Linked DNA regions of Homo sapiens: region 1 is linked to region 2. Evidence: read pairs that join two places in POLR2A ChIA-PET (ENCODE). Cell type or tissue: endothelial cell of umbilical vein. All regions are shown on one strand.

Region 1 (4,000 bases), 69 kb before region 2:
CTTTTTTGTACATGTGGAACTGAAGCTCAGAGAGCTTTCTCAACACAACAGGACACTATGGGACCCACCAGGAACAGATTCACCAGGGATGATATTAAAAATATTAAACAGGCCGGGCACAGTGGCTCATGCCTGTAATCTCAGCACTTTGGGAGGCTGAAGCGGGAGGATCACGAGGGCAGGAGATTGAGACCATCCTGGCTAACACGGTGAAACCCCGTCTCTACTAAAAATATAAAAAATTAGCTGGGCATGGCGGTGGGCGCCTGTAGTCCCAGCTACTCAGGAGGCTGAGGCAGGAGAATGGCGTGAACCTGGGAGGCGGAGTTTGCAGGAAGCTGAGATAGCACCACTGCACTCCAGCCCGGGCGACAGAGGGAGACTCTGTCTCAAAAAAAAAAAAAAAAAATTAAACATTGGTGTGGCACAGACACAAGCTGATCATCACAGATGCAGTTTTGGACATGGAGGCTGTCTGTACGGGGGGATGTTGGCTGAGTCAGGCCTGGTCCCAGGCCTGGTCCTGGCTGCTCTGCCCTGTGCCTTTCCCTCCATATCACGCTGATTTGCAGGGTTGGAGCAGATTTTTCTGTGTCTGTGAGAGTGATGGGATTGTGCTCTATCAAGTCACACCTATCTTTAGCTGCTGTCTTTCCTGAAAGCTTCTGGTGGTGGTGGTATAAGTGGTAGAAATCCACTCACCCTCACATTCACAATAACCCCATTACTCCCTGCTAGTGAGGGGTGAGAGCAAATATTCTGGAGAGAAGGTCTGAGTTCAAATCCCAGCATTCATCAGCCTGTGGCCCTGTGCTAATCGCCTCACCTTGCTAAACCCTGCTTTTCTTATGGGTAAAATTGAATTAAACTACCTACCTCATGGCATATTGTGAAGACCAAGTACAATTATGTGGGTGACAATGCTTTATATGCTGGAAAAGTCTGTGCGTAAAATGAAGGGGATTAACCCATTTATGCCGGATGTTGCAATTTTTTTGAATTGCAGACGTGTGAAAAATCAGACCTTGGCAATGACATAGAGCAGTGGGATATAAATAACTCCCGCATGCTTAGCGTTCCAATAATGGAACACTAGGCATAAAATTAAGCTGGGCTCCATCCTGAGAGGCTCACACAGGGAGTAGGAACCTAACACTAAGGTCAAATGCAACTGCGTTGGACATCCCTGTGCCAGAGCAGCTAGCAGTCTCCCTAATTTTTTTTTTTTTCTGGACAGGTTCTCACTCTGTCATTCAGGCTGCAATGCAGTAGTGTGATCTCGGCTCACTGTAGCCTTGACCTTCCAGGCTCAAAGTGATCCTCTCACCTCAGCCTCTCTAGTAGCTGGGACTATGGGCACATGCTACCACACCCAGCTATTTATTTTTTATTTTTTGTAGTGACGGGGTCTTACTATGTTGCCCAGGCTGGTTTTGAGATCCTGGACTCCAGTGATCCTCTCTCCTTAGCTTCCCAAACTGCTGGGATTACAGGTGTTAGCCACCATGACTGGCCCCAAATTCGCCTTTCCTTCTACCATAGTCATTGATTTAGTTGAAGACATGACTCCCCAGAATAAAATCTCTATTTCCCAGGCTCCTTTACACCCAGGGTAGCCACAGGGACAAGTTCTGGCCAATAGGATGTGAGTAGAAGGGGCGGAGGCAACCTCTGGGCATGTCCTTAAGCGGCAGGGGCCTCCCTCCTTCATTCCCCGGACCCGCAGCTCCATCCCCGCACGCCCCTGACCCAGCTTCCTCCTTCTGGCCGTCCAGAGGGCAGATGTGGTGATGGGCTGTCTGAGCCCATGAGATGAGGCCAGCCTCCCAGGGTGGAACAGCTGGGGCTGGCTCTCTGCCCTGTGGAGCTGCTGAGCAGCCCTGGACTACTTACGTTCAGAGAATTCCATGAGGGAGAAATGCATCCTAGCTCATTTCCTCCCGGGTGTTTGGGGCTGTTGCAGCAGTCAAGTTCATAGCCTGACCATGTGATAGTGAATCCCACAGTGACCTATGTTACTTCTCAACCAGCAGGTTACTAACGTGCTGCTTTTGTTCAAGGATGGGAGTTGAAGCTGGGAAGTGTGGAGGGGAGGTGGGTGCAAGAATTCCCTTGAGAAGGGTCAGGAAGTCATCACTCGTCAGATTAGTCCCACAGACTTCGTGGGGGAGGCAGGACTTTAGGAATGTTCACAGTGTAGATATTCCTTCTTCCCCTACCGGTTCCCCCATGTCGTCTTTTTGTCCTTGCTCCCCTCCTCTCTCCCTGATCATCGTCCTGGCCCGGCACCCACTCCACATTCCTGAGGATATGGTGAGGAAGAACGAGACCCATTTTTGCCTTGCAGGCTGGTTATGATACAGACTCAGGCCTCTCAGGTCCAAAACCTGGGCCATCCTCCACCCTTCTCTCTCTCCCACCCCATGTAGACTTCGTCAGCAGATCCTGCCAGAGCTATTTCAAAATATGACCGGATCACCCCTTTCCATCCCTCCTCTCCTGCTCTAAGCCCCCATCATCTTTGGCCTAAACTTTGCTTTAGCCCCCTAATGACTCTCCATGCTTCCACCCTCATCCCCACCCCCGCTAACGCAGTCTGTTCCCAACAGAGCACCCAGAACGATTTCCTTAGAACGTAAATCAGACCATGTCACTTTTCTGCGCAATTTTCCAGTGGTCCCCATCTCTCTCAGAGGACACTCCAAATTCTTTTCGTGGCCCCCAGGGCCCTAACTGATGCTCCCACCTTGCCCCTCAGCATTTCACTTGGGTGTGCCTAGAGCACAGCAGGCGTGTTCCTGCCTCACGGTGCTGGCGTGCAGCCCTCTTTGTCTAGATTCTCCATGGCTTGTCTGTCACACTGTGTCTGGAATTGGTGGGTTCTTGGTCTCACTGACTAAGAATGAAGCCGCGGACCCTCGCGGTGAGTGCTACAGTTCTTAAAGGCGGCGTGTCTGGAGTTTGTTCCTTCTGATGTTAAGATGTGTTCGGAGTTTCTTCCTTCTGGTGGGTTCGTGGTCTCACTGGCTCAGGACTGAAGCTACAGACCTTCGTGGTGAGTGTTACAAGCTCTTAAAGCGGCGTGTCTGGAGTTGTTCATTCCTCCTGGTGGGCTCATGGTCTCTGTGGGCTTAGGAGGGAAGCTGCAGATCTTCGCAGTGAGCGTTACAGCTCATAAAAGCAGCGTGCACCCAAAGAGAGAAAGAACAAAACTTCCACATTGGGGAAGCCAACTCCAGCGGGTTGCCACTGCTGGCTCGGGCAGCCTGCTTTTATTCTCTTATCTGCCCCCACCCACATCCTGCTGATTGGTAGAGCCGAGTGGCCTGTTTTGACGGGGTGCTGATTGGTGCGTTTACAATCCCTGAGCTAGACCCAAAGGTTCTCCTCCTCCCCACCAGATTAGCTAGATACAGAGTGTCCACACAAGGTTCTCCAAGGCCCCACCAGAGCAGCTAGATACAGAGTGTCCATTGGTGCATTCACAAACCCTGAGCTAGACACAGGGTGCTGATTGGTGTGTTTACAAACCTTGAGCTAGATACAGAGTGCCGATTGGTGTATTTACAATCCTGAGCTAGACATAAAGGTTCTCCAAGGTCCCACCAGAGTCAGGAGCCCAGCTGGTTTCACCCAGTGGATCCCGCACCTGGGCTGCAGGTGGAGCTGCCTGCCAGTCCCGCGCTGTGTGCCCGCACTCCTCAGCCCTTGGGTGGTCGATGGGACTAGGTGCCAGTGGAGCAGCGGGCGGTGCTCGTCGGGGAGGGTCCGGCCGCACAGGAGCCCACGGAAGAGGGGGGTCTCAGGCATGGCGGGCTGCAGGTCCTGAGCCCTGCCCCGCGGGGAGGCAGCTAAGACCCGGCGAGAAATCGAGCGCAGCGCCGGTGGGCCGGCACTGCTTAGGGACCCAGTACACCCTCCGCAGCTGCAGGCCCAGGTGTAAGCCCCTCGTTGCCCGGGGCCGGCAGGGCTGGCCGGCTGCTCCGAGTGCAGGGCCCGC
Region 2 (4,000 bases):
TGAACCCAGGAGGCGGAGCTTAGCACTCCAGCCTGGGCGACAGAGTGAGACTCTGTCTCAAAAAAAAAAAAAAAAAAAAAATTAGCTGGGCATGGTGGCATGTGCCTATAATCCCAGCTACTCAGGAGGCTGAGGCAGGAGAATTGCTTGAACCTGGGAGGTGGAGGTTTCAGTGAACTGAGATCGTGCCACTGCACTCCATCCTGGGTGACAGAGCCAGACTCTGTCTCAATTAAAAAAAAAGAAAAAAAGTACACTGAAGTGCTCTCATCTGCCTCTTTTATCAGAGCACTAATCCATTCACGAAGGCAGAGCCCTCAGGACTTCATCACTTCCTAAAAGGCGCCACCTTTTAATAGCGTCACTTTGGGGTTTAGGTTCCAACACATGGATTTTGGAGGACGTAGACAGTTGAACCATAGCAATAAGTAACTATGCTTTTCTGTTTTAGACTCCAGTGCCCTCTTTTGTCCCCAAATATCTCCATCATCACCTGCTAGGTGTCTGAAATTTTACCGATAGAAAAAAGCCACTTCTTTCTTAAGTGGCTGTTGTAAACTAGAAATAGGAGGGAAAGCCTCCTCTTATACCAGCTCAGCTGGAAGGAAAACTACTTTATAGTTGCAGACACTGAAGGGAGTCTGAGTGAGAGGCTGTGCCTGAAGTGACATAGCTTGGATGTCAGGATGGCTTCCTGAAGCTGCTGTAACAAATTATCTCATACTCAATGGCTTAAAACAGTAGGCATTTATTTTCTCCCAGTTCTGGAGGCTGGAGGTCCAAATTTAGTTTCCCTGGGCTGAGATCAAGGTGTTGGCTGGCTTTGCTCCTTCCAGAGGCTCTAGGTCCTTGCTTCCGTCATTTTTGGGTGGCAGCGGCATTCCCTGTCTTTGGGCTCATGACTTCAATTTCTGCCTCTGTGGTCACATGGCCTTCTCCTCTCCTGTGTGTGCTAATGCCTGCCAACCCTGACAAGGCTGGGAGGACTGCCCCACCCCTTCCACAGAGCCCTGTTGCCACTTACAAGGTAGCCTTGTAGCAGCTCTGTCTGCATCAGAGTTGCCATTCATGATCTCACTCACCAGGACCTCACACTGGAGAGAAGGGGAGGTGGGGAGGGGTGGCCAGACCACACTCTGCCTTCACCTGCCACAGGTAAAGATGGTCTTTGTGCCTCTCTGTGTGTGGGTGTTTGGGGCAAGAATGCTTTATGTGGGGCAAGACCTCACTCAATGGGTAATTCCCTCCCCACTGTGGAACAGGCTGACTTGGGCTGAGGAGGTAGGTGCAGCTGTGAAGCTGGACTCCTGTGGGGAACAGGGGTTGTTGCCCTTTTGGGATTGTGCTCAGAGACTCATCATCTGAGGAGCAAGGTTCCTTGGTGGTGCTGTGAGTCAGCCTCCCTGGGCGGGACGTTTGTATGCAGGAGGTTTACTGGGGAGCTCTCGAGCAGCCTTGGTTAGGAAGTGAGAGAAGCAGAGTTGGGCAGTGGGAGAAGTTGAACTGCTTGTGATAGCACTGATAGAGCTTCAGCGGGGCCTCAGCTGATCCTTCAAGGAGCTCTGGAAGGTGGAGTGGCCCCTGTTGGTCACTGGATGTGGGCTGCCCTGGGTAAGGAGGTGGAACTCCCTTGGGCTGAGGGCCATTCCTGAGGAATGACTCAGTGGTGAGCCCTTGGCAGCCAACACTGGACAGCTGGTGGATGAGTCCTCGGGCTCTGAATGGGCACCTACGCTGTGCCCCGACACCTACGCTGTGCCCCGACACCCTCTACAAAGCTGCTCTGCTTGACAGCACCACCTTCCTGCCCTTATCCAGAGAGCAACCACACTGTCAAAAATGTCAACTGAAGAATCACAAGGTTCATAAACTTAGAGAGGAGAGCTTTTCTTATTCAGAGTTGTGGCCTGCAGGCTGGCCATCCTGCAGGCTGGGAAGTGTAGCCTCTGGTAGAAACTGAAAGCAGGCACTTCAAGGGAGAAAGGGGTGGAATAGAAACTTATTCCAAAAGGGTTGGCTCAGTGTACATATTTAACAGGTTATGGGAGGAGCTATGAATATTCATAATGGGAGGAGGCATTTGCATATACAGTAAGCAAACATACATGTTACATATGTCCCACATTCATTTTGGGATGGAGACTTAACATTTAAATGCATTAAAATTAGCCTCTATAGGTCAAAAGGTGAAATGGAGGACACAGAGGCATCTTGTGCACAGCCTCTGTAAATCAGCCAGAACCATTCCGTGGTTGGTGGTCTCTTACCAGGAAGGAATGCTGGTCAGCACACACACACACACACACACACACACACACACACACACACACACACACACACACTCTCACTCACTCACTAACTAGCTGGGCATGGTGGCATGCACGCACGCACACACACTAGCTGGGCATGGTGGCACACGCGCGTGCACACACACACACACAGACAAACACATACTAGCTGGGCATGGTGGTGCACCAGTAATCCCAGCTAATGGGAGGGCTGAGGTGGGAAGATGGCTTGAACCTGGGAGGCAGAAGCTGCAGTGAGTTGAGATTGCATCACTACACTCCAGCCTGGGTGAAAATGTGAGACCCTGTCTCAAAAGAAAAAAAAAAACCCGCAAAAAGGGAAGGGAGTCCCTGCTGGGCCAGTTCTGTTTAACTCTTAGGAAAGAAAGTCTAATGGTGGTTAGCGAGGGAGAGGGTATAAGGAGGGGTGTTCAACCTCCCATCCTATCATGGCCAGGAACTCAGTTTTAATATTTCTCTGGGGTCCCTTTGGCCAAGGGGGAGTCCGTTTAGTCGGTAGGGGGGCTTAGGATTTTATTTTTTTCTGAAAACCTACAAACATGCACAAAGAGGGTGGCCCCTGCCTATACCCAGGACCATGGTCATGATGGACGCGACAGGCCACAGTTGCCTTTGTCTGGGCATGGGCCACTCTGCAGAGCGTGAGTGCATGCTGCAGTCACCCGAGTGCGCAGCCCATCAGCAGAGCAGTAGGGCAGGTGCTCTGTGATTTTGTTCATCCCATGAGAAAACAAGCCATAGGAGGTTAAGTAGCTGCCCCAAGTCGCCAGCTAGCAAGGTGCAGAGCCAGGACTCATGCCCTGCCTGGCTCCCTCCCTTTCCTGTTCGGGTCACATTGGTTCAGGCTACTCAAGTTATTTCTACCAGTGGGCCCTTGTGTTTCTCTTGGGGAGTTGGGCTTTGCAGGTTCTTAAGGTTTCTTTAAGTTCTAAAACCCTTTATTAGCCTGGTGCGGTGGCTCATACCTGTAGACCCAGCTGCTCAGGAGGCTGAGTCAGGAGGATCACTTGAGCCCAGGAGGTAGAGGCTGCAGTGAGCTACAATTGCACCACTGCACTCCAGCCTGGGCAACAGAGTGAGACCCTGTCTATAAAACAAAACCAAAACCAAAACTCTTTCATTATGTGTTTCTGTGGATTGGGCTATAGAGACAGTATATAATAGGTCTTAATAAATATTGGATGGGTGGATGAATGGAAATTGGTGGTGTAATTTATCTAGGGATTGTGACCTCCACAATAATCCAGACTCCTTTACTTGTAGAAATCTGATTTATCTAAGTAAGTACATAAGTAGAGAAACCCAGCCCTCTCCTATTCCAGAAACAAAATAAAACACACCCACATCTCCCTCCTCCCACCCACCCCCCATCACGGTAACACGAGGAAGCTTCGTTTTAGCTGGTTATTAATTCAGTGAGTCTTCATCTTCATGGAACAATTTGACCTCTGACCAAGGAGAATGTCAGACCCAGAAAAATATTCTGAGTTGATGCTAAATCCAGCTGCCTAAATTGTGAACAGACAATCTCCACCTTATAAACAAGTACATTCCAAAAGACTTTTTCCCTTGGACTTTGGTGGTGCTAGGTCCTCTGGTTAGTCCATCAAAGTCTGCATCACCTGGATCCTAGCCCAGTACCGGCACTAACAAAGGCGGACTGAGTTCTAGCACGTGAGGGGAGGGTGCTG

The links. Peaks named below come from ENCODE experiments on the same cell type or tissue, not always from the same donor. Only the 100,000 strongest peaks of a DNase experiment are listed, where the experiment ranks them.
Region 1: POLR2A ChIA-PET joins it to region 2 with 6 read pairs; 9 of 35 experiments call an interaction of 5 or more read pairs at or near these places.

Annotation. Positions count from the first base shown.
Region 1 is chr12:6,159,552-6,163,551 of GRCh38, reverse strand. All of the region lies in intron 1 of LOC124902866 (a long non-coding RNA gene), which reads left to right. Among named protein-coding and RNA genes, the nearest start is that of VWF, 37 kb to the right of the region's middle. RefSeq lists an enhancer at 3,962-4,000. In endothelial cell of umbilical vein, no CTCF peak of the experiment used is centred here; a DNase peak (open chromatin) is centred at 1,911; H3K27ac peaks cover 2,474 bases.
Region 2 is chr12:6,090,961-6,094,960 of GRCh38, reverse strand. All of the region lies in intron 6 of VWF (von Willebrand factor), which reads left to right. Among named protein-coding and RNA genes, the nearest start is that of VWF, 32 kb to the left of the region's middle. RefSeq lists enhancers at 527-1,122, 1,123-1,719. In endothelial cell of umbilical vein, no CTCF peak of the experiment used is centred here; a DNase peak (open chromatin) is centred at 1,650; H3K27ac peaks cover 2,416 bases.